Linked DNA regions of Homo sapiens: region 1 is linked to region 2. The links are chromatin loops, found by intact Hi-C in ENCODE. Cell type or tissue: A673. All regions are shown on one strand.

The links. Peaks named below come from ENCODE experiments on the same cell type or tissue, not always from the same donor. Only the 100,000 strongest peaks of a DNase experiment are listed, where the experiment ranks them.
Region 1: it touches region 2 in a loop (3-fold over the local background); 50 of 110 quality-filtered maps call a loop at or near these places.

The regions. Positions count from the first base shown.
Region 1 is chr4:101,173,620-101,181,619 of GRCh38, reverse strand. The region is part of intron 2 of PPP3CA (protein phosphatase 3 catalytic subunit alpha); the gene reads left to right. Among named protein-coding and RNA genes, the nearest start is that of MIR8066, 63 kb to the left of the region's middle. In A673, no CTCF peak of the experiment used is centred here; no DNase peak of the experiment used is centred here.
Region 2 is chr4:101,333,379-101,341,378 of GRCh38, reverse strand. All of the region lies in intron 1 of PPP3CA (protein phosphatase 3 catalytic subunit alpha), which reads left to right. Among named protein-coding and RNA genes, the nearest start is that of MIR1255A, 7.0 kb to the right of the region's middle. In A673, no CTCF peak of the experiment used is centred here; a DNase peak (open chromatin) is centred at 3,968; H3K27ac peaks cover 1,407 bases.

The DNA.
Region 1 (8,000 bases), 160 kb after region 2:
GGGCTTTTCTGTGTATTTTTATCAAATCCTGCTTTTAGATTCCAGATTATACTTATTTGAGGAAAGTTAAAAATTGACAAAACTATTCGCATAACAGAGGAACCTCCACTTTATTTTTACTAAAATAAATTTTAAAACACTTTTGTTTTCCCTTTATATTCTAAGTTATGTAAATTTCATTTCTTTGAAATATATTATTTTATTTGAGCTTTGTTATGTTACCTTTGTAGACCTTGTTTTAAAAAGGATCCTCAGGTTTTTAGAGTATTGAGTATTTGATATCTTTTCTGATGTTAAATTCCTTCTACTTAGTAGCCATCAACATATTTATAAATGCCCATAATATACCCAGTAAAAGTCTGTGAAAGTCGAGATACTTAGTATGTTATTTTTTTAATTTTAATATGGTGATCATAAACTTGTGATGGTCTACCAATTTGAAAAAATTCTCATGAAAAGCTAGTAAAGGGGAAAAAAGTACTTACCAATATTATTTTAACATTCTTAAATATTTTTAAAAAATTATCAAAGCAACACTTATTCTATTTTATTTTATTTTATTATTTTTAGAGACAGGGTCTTGCTTTGTCACTCACCTGGAATGTAGTGGTGCAATCATAGCTCACGGTAACCCTGAACTCCTGGGCTAAAGCGACCCTCCCATATCAACTTCCTAAGTAGCTGGGACTATTATGTAGTAATATAGTGTGCTAATGAGGTGCACACCACCATGCCCTGCTAAATTTTATTTTTTTGTAGAGACTCACTATGTTGCCTAGGATGGTCTTGAACTCCTGGCCACAAGTGTTCCTCCCTCCTTGGCCCCCCAAAGTGCTGGGATTACAGGTGTGAGCCACTGCGCCTGGCCAAAGCAGTATTTATTACCCTAACATCATCATGACCCGTAAACCTAATTTACCATTAGTTTAGGTTATGGGTAGCTCTCAAATTCCCAGTATGAGAATATTGTTGGTGAATTCTCTATTACCAGGGTTACTGTAGTAAGATATAATGCTAATTATTGATTCAAAATAAGAAATTTCAGTAATTATCAGGGAAGGTCAACTTCCAGAATAAATTTAAGGCATACAATTATAAATAATAGGAAATACAACTTAACTGTCAGATGTCCACAGGCAGTAGGTTAAATGTGGATTCACATGCAGGCCTTTTAAAAATGGCCTGCAAGGAGAGTGGTTTTATTTTCACAGTCTGTCCTTTTTTGTCTCAGTTATGATTTTTGCTAGCTCCCTAGTGACCCATAGCTATGTTTTAGCTTTTTACCAATTCTTAGATCATGAGTAGAACCCACTTGTTAATTATGGGTGCCAAATTGGATGATACTACAATTTATCCTTCAAACTGGTACACTTTTGAAAGTAAACAGGGAAGCTGTTACTAATTATACTACCACAGCACATTTAATCCAGGACTGTTCCAGATAAACAGGGATATTAGGTTTTCCTAGTACTATGCCTCGAAGGTCCCCAGTTTCCACCTCTGCTCATCTCTGCTAGATGTGACCACATGTTCTTAATGTTGGCCAACTTGCACATATAACTTTGGGTGCATTAATCATGGTCCTATCATTTTTGGGTGACTACAGAATGATGTACTACAAGTGCAGATTATAACTATCTGCACTAACAGTATGGAGGTGACTTCATATAAATAATATTTTACATGTAGGTTTTGAGTATGTTTGTATTTGAATGTAGACCTGAGTGATTCTTCAGAAATTAATACAGTAAAACATTAGAAATTTAGGACAGTGATGGTGGAGTGGGTCAGTTAGATGTGAAAAATTGTAAGAAAACATTTCTTCTAGACATGGAAGAATAGGCATTAAGATTGACAAATTATCTTGATTCAAATATTTTAAAATATTTTTAGAATTTGTATTTATTAAGTATTTACCCTGAAATAAGTACTGCACGAAGCATATTCATTCAGTATTGTCCAGTTGCTCTTAGCATGAAGTCACTGGTGTCACCTTGATGGCAGTGATGAGACAAATTACTTGTTTCACCTCTTTAAACATCAGATAGATTGCTGGGGACAAAGAGACAGCATGGCTTCCAACCATTACACAAGTCCCCCTTCTGCAGCCAGGATCATGTCTAGGATGATGCAGTTATGGAAGACAGCATGCTGAGTTTCTATTAATTTGATGAATCACCAAATTGAGACCAGTGGTGGTGGTGTCCAGGGACAAAGTGAATTGCTTCAGCAGTGGGTAGATAACCCACTGTTTTTCAGTTAACTTTTTCAGCAAGGTAATAATTTCCTTGGGATGGTATCCAAAGGGTGGCAAACCTCTCCCTAAAAGTAGTGTAGATGAAATCTAGGCTCAGTTCTGTAGCTATTTTCTTTAACTAGCACTCTAGGAACCACTCTAGGAACCAATATTACACTTACATGAGGACTTGTGATGACCTGGACACCTCTTTTGTTTTCTACGATGAGAGTGAGATGAAATGGAGGGGGAGTGGGTGATCGTTCGAGAGATAGTTCAAGAAAGAGAAGAAAATTGTGGGGAGTCAAATATGATGAAGGGATTTGTAAGATTGGTGATAACAAGAAACAGTTGATTTGACCAATAGACTTAGGTTCCACAGACAAAATAAGAATCATTGAGAGTTAGCCAGGGGTCATAGAAATAATTATCTGCTGACTAAGAGTGACCAGGGAATGCTAGTTTTGAAGATGAGGAAAGGATTTGTCAGAGGTGGTTTATGTGTGGTTGGATTGAATCTGAGGAATTAGGACAAGAGGGGCAATAGTAACACTTCCATTAATATGAGGGCTGTGTGAAGAACACTTACCAACTTGAGGGTTTTATGTTAGATTTAGTGATGTCTAGGTGTCATGACAAATGTAAATGCTTATTTCTAGAAAGGGACCAGTGGTAAAATTATGATGGGAATAGACATGGCCTTTTTGAGGATAGACCTTTAGAGGTTTCGGAGTTGACTTACTCTGGATAATTATGCAATTTAGAATGGTAAAGGCAAAGAGAGGAAGGGTTTTAGCAAAATATGTATCCTGATTGGTCAAAGGACTCTGGGAGCACAGTACCAAAAGTCTGTCCAGTAGAGGTCAATGGGAGACAGTGTGACTATATTTGTTAGATAGAATACATTATTTTCAGGGGCAGTATGACCATGATTTTAAATAAAAATTTCAGATGTAAAGGTAAGTCTTTTTTGGAGCAGATTTTGATTTTTTGCTTAATTAATCAAGGCCTAATGCTAAAACTGTTAAGTATTCATCATGCTACTGACAAATAAAATCTGAATATTTGCATATAAAGTAAAACTGAAACATGGATTCATGCTTGTGTTCTAGATTCTTTCACATAACAACTGCATTTTATGTGTAATGGGCATGTTTTAAGGGTAATGCTTTGCCACCTAGTGAGAAGATCATTGGCTTTAGAATAAAACAGACATAGGCTCTAATCCTGCCCACAAGTTACCTAACATGCTCCTCATTTAAACTTCTGTGCAAGTGATTGAAATAATTTCTACTTTACAGTGCTGTGAGACTTGAGATAATGTTGAAAAGCTCCTCACGTAATAACTGATATGTAGTAGGAACTCAGTGACCAAAAAATATCACTTATTACCACTAAAATTGATCTATGTACATATATTCACTGAAACCTTCTGTAAATGGATGGATATATATGTTTATATTTAGTAAACAGAAAAAATAATATTTCTTGGTATATAGTAGTGTACTCTGGATAATGATAGTCATTGTTATAGGAATTGTGTTTTTTTTTTGTGCTTAATTCAACAGTCATTCCTGGTAAGATATATCAAAGATTTGCTGATGTATTCAGTACTTACTTCATATTTGCCCTTCTGATGTAAATCAGAAACAATTAAAATAATTTATAATAGAAAATTCAAAAATTCAATTCATAGAATTTATATAAACCTTTTCTTACTTTGTTTGATGTACTTTCTTAGCACCTGAATTCCACTTTTCATTTGACTCATATGAGTTGTTTGACATTTGTTTTGGTTCCAAGTAAAAGTATAGTTGTTTTGTTTAGGATCTTCTTGACATTACTGAACTACAATAATCCCTTTTTTTCCCAAGCTTAACAGGAAAAGGAGGGTGAAAATAATAGTATTAGTGAAAACTATTGTCTAAAAGTGATGAGAGTACAGGACTACTATGAATCAGGAATCCCGAGAGATTGTGCCAGTTCTGACAATGTCTTCCTGTAATTCATGAAGAGGTTATTCTAGGTGATCTCAAAGCCCTTGTTGGTTTTCATTCTATGAATGCATTTCTTACTCCAACTATATGTTACATGACTTCAAAGGGAATATCTTGATTAGTCTAATCAGGGTTTCCTCCTGCTACCCTTTAAAAACACCTCTGTGTCAAAGTAAGAGATAACCTCAACTTTTGTTATTGTGTGATTTAACTTCCCACCATATGATGAATTCCTGAACATTTTAAAACCACTAGTTTTATTTTTGTGAGTACTTCAATATCCAGAATGATTTCTGTCGTTAACGTAATGAAACTTCCACTCCTACATGTGTTTCTTTTGTCTTTAAAATATAGCAGGCCTGTTTCACAAAAACATTTTCTTATTTAAATATGCATGCTTTTATATTCTTCTCATATGAATAATATGTGAATTGACTACTTTTTAATTTGAATAATGTTGTGGCTATAGAAAAAAGCATGGTGAAAAGGGAATGGATTTAGGAATTTTAAGTAAAATATCCTAGTATATCGTATATCTATTGATATTTTATTGGTCACATTTTATTGGTGTTTGTCACATTTCACTGTGGTTTTTTGGGGGGGCTTCACAGTAGTTGTATTTTAGTCACAGTAATTAAAATTTAATAAACAGTTCTCTGTGATTTTCTCTATCTTGATTGTTCTCAAGGGTTAGTCATTTGCCCCATATGTCTGATAATTGGTCATACAAATCTCTGTTGCTAAATTCTTGACTTTGAAGAATGTTTGATTTTCTTCTGTGCTATTTTCTGCTCTAAATAGTCATATAATTTTACTTTTGGAAGAGAATTAGAGACTACTCCAGCTACTGGCCTTACAGATTAGGAGGCTTGGAGCAGTCAGGCACTGCCACTCACAGCTGGAAAGTGCTGAACTAGGCCCAGAACTCTGGTCTTCTAGATGCTCTTGTGGATTCTCTGCACCAGGTCCCCCGACCCTTCTTTGTTTGTCATCTATTTCCTTCCGAATAACAATGGAGAAGGTGATGACTTTACTTCTGCAGCACGTTATTGTTGCTTTTGCAATTTAATTTCTGTTGGCTGTATTAAAATTTAATGTTTGTATACACTAATACATTTAACAGTTATTCTTCAGCAATAGACATGAGTTTTTCTACTCACAAAAACCCTGTAGATCACATAATAACTGACCTTTTCCTACTGACCTTTAAATAAAGCAATCCCTTAATGTACTGCTCATTTTGTCCTTGACCCAGAGCTCACTTCTGCTTTCTTACATCATGTTTGGCAGCGGGACAGAGGTAATAACCTGAGAGGCGTGATGTTTGTGCCTTCCATGACTACCCCTGTTTAACTGCTGGGAAAGTTTCCCTCATCTTCTCCCGTAATTATTTTTAAATGTCTTCAGACTTGAGGGAGTAAGGTTTTGTGGAGACCATATAATGCTGATGGGAGTGTACTAGAGATATCCATTCTGTATTTCCTGTGGAAAATGGAATAAAATAGAATGTTTTCAGTTTCTTAAACTTAACTCCTCTGTGTGGTAGAATCAAAATCATTGTATTTATGCCTAAAGAGCAAACTACTCCACTCCTATACTGAGGTTTCTTACTGGCAATTCCTCTCCATTTGAAAATAGAAGATGTTTCATACACCAAAGAGCACTACTTTCTACCTGCTTCTTTCTCATCAACAATATAGGACAGACTCAGGCATACACATCTTTTAATATGGTATACAGCTGCAGAATTACAAAGAATTAATATGCATGTATCGTAGATAGCTTTAAGTCCCTTTGGACTCCTTAGATGCTCCTTTTTTCACCAACATTCTAATAGAGTTATAATACAGCATTGCAGCTGGAAGAAACATTAAGGCTAAAACCAAATCAGGTAGTATGTTGAAAGGAATGGTGGACCTGCCACTGACCAGCTGGAATAATCTTGGAGCAAATCACTTCAACTCCCTATGCCTCCATTTGCTCATTGATAAAATGCATCAGCTAACAAGGTACAAGAATTACCTGGTGATCCCTTTTCTCTGATTTCATTCAATTATAGTTGGCTATTACTCTTTCCCAGAAGTCTACCACAGGTCAGCCCCTAAGTTCTAATTCAAGCTGTCAACTTTAGTCTTCCCTTTAATTTCTCAGAAGTAAAACGTTTTTTCTTTTACAGGCCCCTTCCAGTTTCTATAGCTTCAGAAACAAAGATGATGTCATTCCAGCTTCTTCTTCCAAAAATTCTTTGTTTCTTTTCTTTAGTCTTTGTTTTAGGATTTGTTTTCAAGGCATTTACACCTTTTCTTTCTAGCATTATAGATTATCTTAGATCTTTGTTATGTCTCCAAATATTTTTCGGGACTTTAAGTCTTACCTTAGTCCTCTGACTTCCCCCTGAACATGGATTTCACAAAGTACACCCCTTTATAGCCATAGTGCCTGGATTCAACCCAGCTCTGTCACCTCCCAGCTCTGTGACTGTTCAAGTTACGTATACTGTGTTTCAGTGTCTACCTAGAGTTGTGGGGATTAAGTGAGTTAGTACCTGTCAAGCTCTTATAGCTGTCTGGCATATAGTAAGTGGTATTTGTGTGAGTGCCAGGCTTTACAATCTTACCGCAGGCTTTGTTCCCTTTCCCTATCTCACTATTCTTGGCCAACTGAGCATCTCACCTTCCCCAGACTTACACTTCATGTCCTTAGACTTTATATTCTTTTAGATTAAGAAGGATACCTCCATTGTCACCCACAGGCTCCCCTTAAATACTTTACAATATGTATAATTTTGTGTTTAGGTTTGCACACATATTCTTTATATTGTTGTCATCCTAAAAGTTATTCTCATAATACTTAAAGCTTTCATACATTGTTAGGAAGAAATGTTGTACTTAATTCAAGAAGATGTTTTAGAAAATATTTAAGCCAGATTATAAGAATACATAAATACAAAACGATGTATTATTTCTTTTAAAAATAAGTGTACCTAAAGTCATTGCACTTTAGTGAAGAATTCCCTAACCCCAATTAATTTTGTGATATCTTAATGAAAAAATTAACAAATGGTGTGGTTGTTTCACTTCCTTGAAAATACATCGTTTAGGTTCATGTTTCAAAAGAGCCAATTTTAAGCAATACTGAAGGAGACAATCTTATTGATAAAAACATAAATATTTAATAGAGCCATAGTATATTAAAAGATTTTGAAAATATAAAGTTGATTGATTTCAGTAACTTCCAAACTATTTGTTAACAACGTGGTTTTTTTTGTTAGTTTGTTTTTCTGGCGGGGTGGGGGGGGCGTAGTTTTTGTGTTTGTTTGTTTGTTTATTTGTTTTAAGAAAGGGTCTCATTCTGTTGCCCGGGCTGGAGTTCAGTGGTGTAGTCATAGCTCACAGCAGCCTCGAATGCCTGGGCTCAAGTGATCCTAATGCCTCAGCCTCCCAGGTAGCTGGGACTACAGGCACCCACCACCATTCCCAGCTAATTTTTAAATTTTTTTGTTGAGACAAGGTCTTGCTCTGCTGCCTAGACTGGTTTCAAAGTCGTGGCCTCAAGTGATCCTCCTACCTTGGCCTACCAAAATGTGAAGATTACAAGCATGATCCACCATGCTCTTTTTTTTCTTAATGAAATATTTAAATGCAAAATTCCAAATATAAAACAGAGAGGTTATTATTATATTAATTTAGCTAAATCAGGAATTTTTTTGATTGAAAAATTAAAATTATTTGGATGGAAGACATCTTTGCTAAACTGTTATTTAAAAC
Region 2 (8,000 bases):
TGTAAACACATTATTTTCTTTATTAAAGAGGCTTTTCTTGCTTGAAAACATTTTTGAAAATTGCCACTGGCCAGGTGTGGTGGCTCACACCTATAATCCTAGCACTTTGGGATGCTGAGGTGGAAGCTTGGGCAACATAGCAAGACCATATCTCTTAAAAAAAAAAAAAAGAAAAAGAAAAAAAGAAAATGGCCACTTCTTTTGGTATATTTAAGATATCTTCACATTTCATTTCGCATTTTGTTTTACTAAATAATTAACTATGTAAAATAGTTTGATTAGGAGAGGAAGCTTTTTATATTTCTGTTTTTAGCAGACATCAAATTCTGGTGATAAATATTATAATTTAGTCTGACCTTGGCCTGAGGTTTATAAAGAAATACTGTTAAACATTGCTTTCTGTTCAGGTAAATATATACACAGAAATAGAATAGTATACTCTCCTGCAAAAGAATGTTATTTACTTTCATTTTGAAGGATGTTGTCTTAAGCCTGTTTTTCTGAACTCCACTTAATGACCCACACTGATGCTCTGGTTTGACAAACAAAATCTTCAGATTTGATGATTTTGTTAATTTCTAGAGCAGGCTCAGGTGAAAATATCAGCCAGTGATTCTGAGGTGTTGCATTCCTATTTTTAAAGCAGTCATTAGGTAGGACTGATGTAGGCAATGAAATAGGATTTCAGTTTGTAAATTAAGTCTTTAGTACTCTTGACATTTTCAGCATTTTAAAATCATTTTATTTTACAATAATTCCATCTTTTATATGAATCCATCAATTATATTTCATATGAGAAGTGAAATAACAATTGTGTATTCCTCCATGGTTAGGGGTTCTGAATAATGGCTTAAATCAGATGGGTTATCAACTTTATGACCTAGCCCAGTTGCTGGTATCTCAAATCCGTTTTAACAAATATGCACTCGGGTAGTGGAAGCTTTAGATATTAAAAAAATAAAAGCCCTCACTGACAAAGTGGCAATAAATTATTAAAATGCTATGTTTTTGGAATTCAGGTAGATTCTTTTTGAGACCATCATAGAGAGGAATAGAACTTTGCTGTCCTTTTTGTTTTCCTTATCCATGCTTTTGTCTCACAGCAAAATATACTATGACTCTATTTTAAAAAATGGTCTACCTGTCTGTGAACTTCTGTCTCTTGCAACTGGAAATTTTGCTTGTGTCTGTCTGCAAAAGAGGGAAACAAATAGATATCAGGGATTTATAAAAGCTATCTCAATATTATGACATACTAGTTTACAATGTTTGTCAATTTCAGGTACTTTTGACAACTGTGAAACCGGAAGAATGATGGTTGATGTTCAAAGAGAGAGTTTTATTTATATGGAGCTAAATTAAAAAAATTTTCATCAGCTCTAAGATTCTTAGACTTAGAGTCTTTCTGTGGTGATTTTATTGTCCCAGTTTTCCTTTCTTTGGGGAAGAATTAGTAGTAGTTTTTATTTAAAATGTCCAGTTCTTTCTATGTAATATCAGAATGTTTTGGAAATTCTAGTATGTCAGTGTCTAAACTATGTGTCTTGGTTGCTGCATATACTTGGAAGTTGCATAAAATTGTTAATATTTGTATTCAGAGTTTTAGTTTGGAAAAAATGGTCATTGTCTTATTGGTCCCTAGCTCAATGCCTTGCTTATTAAATGCACTGAATAAATTCTTTTGAATGAGATGGATATTGTAAAATTCTCATGTGCCTCCTGAAGCCTTCTAAATTGTTTTTATTTTGAGTGTATTATATTAAGTTCCATTTGTAACTGGTTCTGTATGGTGACTGGCGAATTGGAGTGCTTCTTTCTCCAGCCCAATCAGGGCATGGAGTATGAGAAGGAGGCATTAATAAGGTTACACAATTAGAATGAGAGCTGTTCTGTTCGGTCACTTGAACTCACTTTGTCCCTGCTGAATGTAAAAGGCTAAGTTCTATTCAATTTAATTTATTTGCTTGAACCTGACAGCTGTCTTTCAGTTTTTATTGTATTCCCCTTTAGGCTGGTCAATTTCTGACAAATGAGAAAAAATATGTTAATCACTGAGTGTTTGATTATTGGATGATTTGTGTATTTTAGTTATTGTCTAGATTTGGACTTGAAGATAAAATGACCTGGTAAATTTCATGAAAAAGAACAAATTGGAAAAAACCTCTTTCCCTGTTTACATCTCAATATATCATTTCCTATAATGCTTCTGTAATCCAGAAATGCTGCCTTCTCCAACATGACCTCCTTCCCTTCTCTGGCCCCCAAAATGTCATTGGATGCCATCCAGTGGAAAGATACATGGGCTATGAAAAGTTAAGAAAAAGGTGGCACTAACGCTGCTGTCTCCTTAGATTCTCACAAGTGGGCTTTGAGCCATCCGTTGACATTTGTTTTTAAAACATCTTGTAAGTTATGCTGTTTTATCAAGTTAAATTAAAAGCAAGATATATTCTTAAAAAGATGGAACCTGAGTCAGGAATTCAAGTTTGTTTTATTTTTTGTTTGCTTTTTACAAAGGAATTTGATTTTAAAAAATGATAAATCTGGCATTGTTGGTTCATGTATATTTAATGCTATTAAAGTTACACACATTCCTGTTCTGCTGGGCCTGATTATTGGGATAACAAATGTTCTCCTGATCATTCAGTTCTCTTCTTTCGAGCTTCAGTTCAGAAGTTACCTCCTTTGAGACCTGCATCTCCTGACACCTTCACTTAGAATAAAGGAATTGAGCCTCTTCCTTCTCACAGAGGACACCTTGATAAGAGCATGTTGCTGTGATGACTTGTTTCCTTGTCTGCCTCTCCTCCCCAGGAGGTGGAAAGTCCTAGAGACAGAAGTTCTATCTACTTTTGTGTCTTTAGCTCTAGCACAGGGCCTGCTGTAGAATAGGCATTTGATACATAGTTGTTACAGGAATGAAATAACAAAGGATAAGATGGATTTAAATTTCTAAATTATGGGGTTCCTTTATGTTTTGAAATTTTGTCAATCTTAAATCGTGATCAGTACACAAATGTCTGATGAGTCTTGACTTGTAAGCTCCAGTCTTTGTAGAAGTGTGTTTTCCTGTGAGTTTTTGAAGTGCTGTATTTTATTAACTGGCATTATATGGATTTTGCTCGGTAGCCAGCATGCAGAAGCATAACTGGCAGAAGTGGCCTTCCCATAGGGAGTGCTTGACTTTTAATGGATTATTGTCACAAGGTGTATAGGTTGATTTCCTCAAAGGTGAGTGATGGTTTCTTTCTCAGGAAGACAGGTGATGATACTAAATTGAGGGGAGAGCCATTTGACAAGCATATGGGAGGCCCATATTAGTCTTCACAATGTGCAAATTCAAATGAATAAAAATGTATAAGATTAGGAATTAGAACAGAGATTAAAACATACTGTACACCCCGATAGGTGATAACTTACTGTGTATATACCAATAAAAAATCTTCAGGCCCATCACGAGTACAGGCTGCTCATGAGTCACCTCTCCTGATGGCATGTCTGCATGGTGAGTGTTTTTAGAAAAGCTCAGTACTGGACTCCACACCAACAGAGTGGCAGTATAGTGAGGCACTTGCTCTTAGTCCCATCCTTACAGAAGACCGCTAAAGCTGCGCTACCCCAGATGTGGTTGTATGACTTCTGGTTAAAGAAAGCCAGCTGGGCCTTTCCAAGCTCCATTTTATTTTTGTTCTGAATGAATATTTCCAGTCTCTCACATGGGCCGGGATATACTTTGTCTCACTAACACAGAAATACTTTCATTTCAAAGAGTTGAAGACTAAGGAAACTATAGTTTCCTACATAAAATCTCACTGTTAGCTTCTGTTGATTTGCATTCAGCAACCAGGAGGGAATCTCTGTTGTCCTCGCCTCTGGTCAGAATTCTCCCTGAGTACTCTATCTCGTTCCACGTGCCCTTCCAGAAACGGATGTGTTAAATTTTGGAGTATGTTTTACAAAACAGTCCCCAAGATGATTAAAGGACTTTAAATAAATTGTGACAGGAAGTGAGAGATTATTCAGTCTGAACAAAAAAGGGTGAGTGGTGATTTAACTAGAGGCTTCAAATATTAGAAAGTCTCTTTCTGTAGTGGATCATACTCAGAAGTTGTTCATCACCCCAGTCAACTAAAGAAGAGAAAATATTTAGAAGCATCAGAGAATTAGGTGATTTTTAAAAAAATTTAACCAGTTAGGGGCATTTAACATTGGGATGGTTTATGGGAATCTTCTGAATGGAGAGAATAGATGATTCTTATTTATTTTTGTTGTAAATGTGAACTTTATGTGTGCTGAAGAATAGTCTAAGCCTAAAATTATGGCATTTTGAAGCTGGAAGGAACCATGGAAATCTAATTTTCTGTCTGGCTCAGAACCCTCTATTTGCTGGGGAGAAGGATTGGGGGATGTAGGGGAGACCTTTGATCTCTTACACTTGCTCATGCCTGAATTTAGGCCTACAAATGAGACTCCCAGAATTGGAAGGTACACCAGAATTCTAGCTTAGGCTATCTCTAATGTGGAACTCCCTCTCCAGCCTCTCTGATGGATAGAATCCCGCCCCTGCATGTACACATCTAGTGAGAGGCAGCTCCCTATTCCATATACCTCTCACTCCATCCTGGACAAGTCTGCTTTGAAGAAATATTTTCTTATTCTTGATTACAATCTGATGCTTTGAATATATATTACTTGTTCTTAGCATTGTCCTACAGAATTCCATAGAATAAGTCTTACCTGTTTGCCTCCAGAGAGCTCATTTGCTATTAAAAACAGCTTTCTTTTTTTTTTTTTTTCATTTTTTTTTTAAGACAGTTTCACTCTGTTGCCCAGGCTGGAGTGCAGTGGCACGATCTTGGCTCACTGCAACCTCCGGCTCCTGAAGTTCAAACGATTCTTGTGCCTCAGTCTCCCCAGTAACTGGGACTACAGGCATGCGCCACCATGCCTGGCTAATTTTTTTGTATTTTTAGTAGAGATGGGTTTCACTATGTTGGTCAAGCTGGTCTTGAACTCCTGACCTCAAGTGATCCACCTGCCTTGGCCTCCCAAAGTGCTGGGATTACAGGCGTGAGCCACTGCGGCCGGCCAGCTTTCTTGTTCTTAAGTCTTCTAGCTATTCCTCACCCAGCATGTTTTTGTTTGCTTTTTTTTTGGAGGTGGGGGACAAAGTTTTGCTCTTGTTGCCCAGGCTGGAGCCCAGTGGTGTGATCTTGGCTCATTGCAAGCTCCGCCTCCTGGATTCAAGCCATTCTTCCACCTCAGCCTCCCAAGTAGCTGGGACTACAGGCATTTGCCACCATGCCTGGCTAATTTTTGTGTGTGTGTGTATTTTTAGTAGAGATGGGGTTTCACCATATTGACCAGGCTGGTCTTGAACTCCTGACCTCAGGTGATCCACCCACCTCGGCCTCCCAAAGTGCTGGGATTACAAGTGTGAGCCACCATGCCCGGCCAGTTTCTAGGTCCTCCTCCATCCTAGGAGTCTACCTTTAAATCCAGGTCAGTCTATTGGAGTCCCTTGAAAATGGAGAAGTGAACAAAGGTTGATCTTGACTGACTTCTTCCATGGAACCTCCAGCATCTTGTGCTCTCTTCCTTGGTACTCTTGCTTGCCCTTCTGTGTCCTCATGCCAACTTGGAACTCAGAAGTCTTTCATAGGTGGGCCCAGTTTAGCATCCCGAGATACCCTTTGGGAGGGTGAGGATTGCCAGTCATGATGCTCTTAGTTCTCATGCCTTTCCCATTGAAATTCCCTTGTTATTTTTTCCCAGAACTTAGGCAGTTTCAAGTTGTCAAACGCCTAATCTGGTCTATAAGTAGAAGTCTGTAAAACCTAGATAGCAGACGCGTTTTAACAGTGACTTTCTAAAGGCATTGCTCTCACCTTTCATTTATAATACAGGCAAGTAATAAAGACAGGATGAAAGCATAGCACCATGTGGTGATAGTGGGGCTATTGAGAGACAGGCCATGCCCCCTTTATTTGCTTTTCAAATCATGCCACAAAGACAGCTAGCTCAGCACCTCACTTGACCAGAGCCAAACCTGCCTCTTCTGCTTGCTTTCACTTGTGCCTAATCTTTGAAGATTGTCTGCTCCTAACGCCATTGAATTTGGCAAATGTAGTAAAATTGGTTGTAATTTGATAACTAGTTTCAGTTTCACTGAGATATGAAGGAGACCAGTGGCTTCCAACTATGGTGTCAACACAGTGTTGTGTTAAACTCAGCTGTGAGGTATTAACAGCTACTGATAACCTAAAGAAGTTTGCAGATGACTTATTTTAAGATATCTACGTATAAACGAGAGTGGATTTACGTTCAACCCTAAAATGCTACTTTCACTTGCATTCTGACATGAAGGGATGGAGCTGCAACTGTCATGGTGGGCATTTTGTATAAATTGCAGTTGCTTGATCTTACTGATAAGTCTTTAATCACAGTGGAAATTACATATGTGTGTATTTCCCTGAACATTTTTTTTTATAGTGGTTCATTAGAATCTGGATTTGTTTATCCTAGTGTTTCGTAGAAGTGAATGTTATATCATGTATATCTCTGGGGGGAAGAAAGGCCGAGACCTGTCATGGGAGACTGTGCCTTTGCTAGCCAGTCTGTAAATTGAATAATCTTGAAACATTTAGGTAGGCACATTTGGGGTGACTTCAAAGTGCTTTATGAAGTCTTCTCTCCTCACACATCTCCAGAGACTACCATACCTGAAATTTCATGATTGTTTAAGATAAGAATTGCTTTTTTGATAGATATTTCAGAAGTAACTGATATTTAAAACATAATTAACTGACTAATTTAAATTTTTTTCCTTTTGGGTAATGTTGAATCTAGGAAAAAAATCCTGTTATTCAGGAGCCTTTTTGAGAGTTAACTTTCATGCTTCTTTTTAAATCCATATCCCATGCCTCTTTGAAATTGTCACTCGGGGGTTGGGCGCGGTGGCTCACACTTGTAATTCCAGCACTTTGGGAGGCCGGGTGGGTGGATCTCCTGCGGTCAGGAGTTTTAGACCAGCCTGGCCAACATGGCAAAAAATCATTTCCACTAAAAATATAAAAATTAGCTGTGCGTGGTGTCATGCGCCTGTAATCCCAGCTACTTGGGAGGCTGAGGCAAGAGAATCGCTTGAACCTGGGAGGTGGAGGTTGCAGTGAGCAGAGATCACGACATTGCACTCAAGCCTGGGCGACAAGAGTGAAACTCTGCCTCAAAAAAAAAAAAAGTGTCACTTGGTTTTCTATATGTCCTTATTTCCCATATGATATAATCTCCTGCTCGGTAAGTAGATTATTTGGTTGAGTGTAAAATGGCTGTTAAAAAGATACTGCTTCTACTTATTAAGCCATCCATCTACCCATCCTGCTCACGTATGTGTCAGACTTTTAGTGCCCACTGCGTGTGTGGCTCTGCACTGTGTTCTTGGGGTCTAACATAATGTAGGCAATCTGAAGGTTACTGTCCAGTGTGGGAAGCAAAAGGAAATCACGGTATAAGTTTTGCTTTCTTTAATAGCAGAAGGGGCTACATCCTACTGTGGGAATGCAGAAAAGGGAGTGATAAGCTGCCTTCATAGACTGTGCTTTCATTTTTTGCAAAAGTAAATGTAATCAATATGAATTTGTGGAAAGTGTAGCATATATTGCCATGTGTTATGACTTTGAGCTTATTTTAAAATAAAGATGGATGCCTGTTTCTGCCTAACATGTTAGTCAGTGTTATCAAAGACAAGAGGCAGACCATTCATTCACTCATTTCCAAAACACTGAATGCCATTCTGTGCCTAGCGCTATACAAGACATCGGAAATTCAGTGTCAATAAGTCTTTGCTTTCCAATCAACAGGGACGATTTTAATTATAGATTGTCTTCCTATTAAGTATGAATTTTAGCAGGTATTAAAATTAGTTTGATAATATGAGAAAAAAATGAAGATTGAGGCCGGGTGCAGTGGCTCATGCCTGTAATCCCAATACTTTGGGAGGC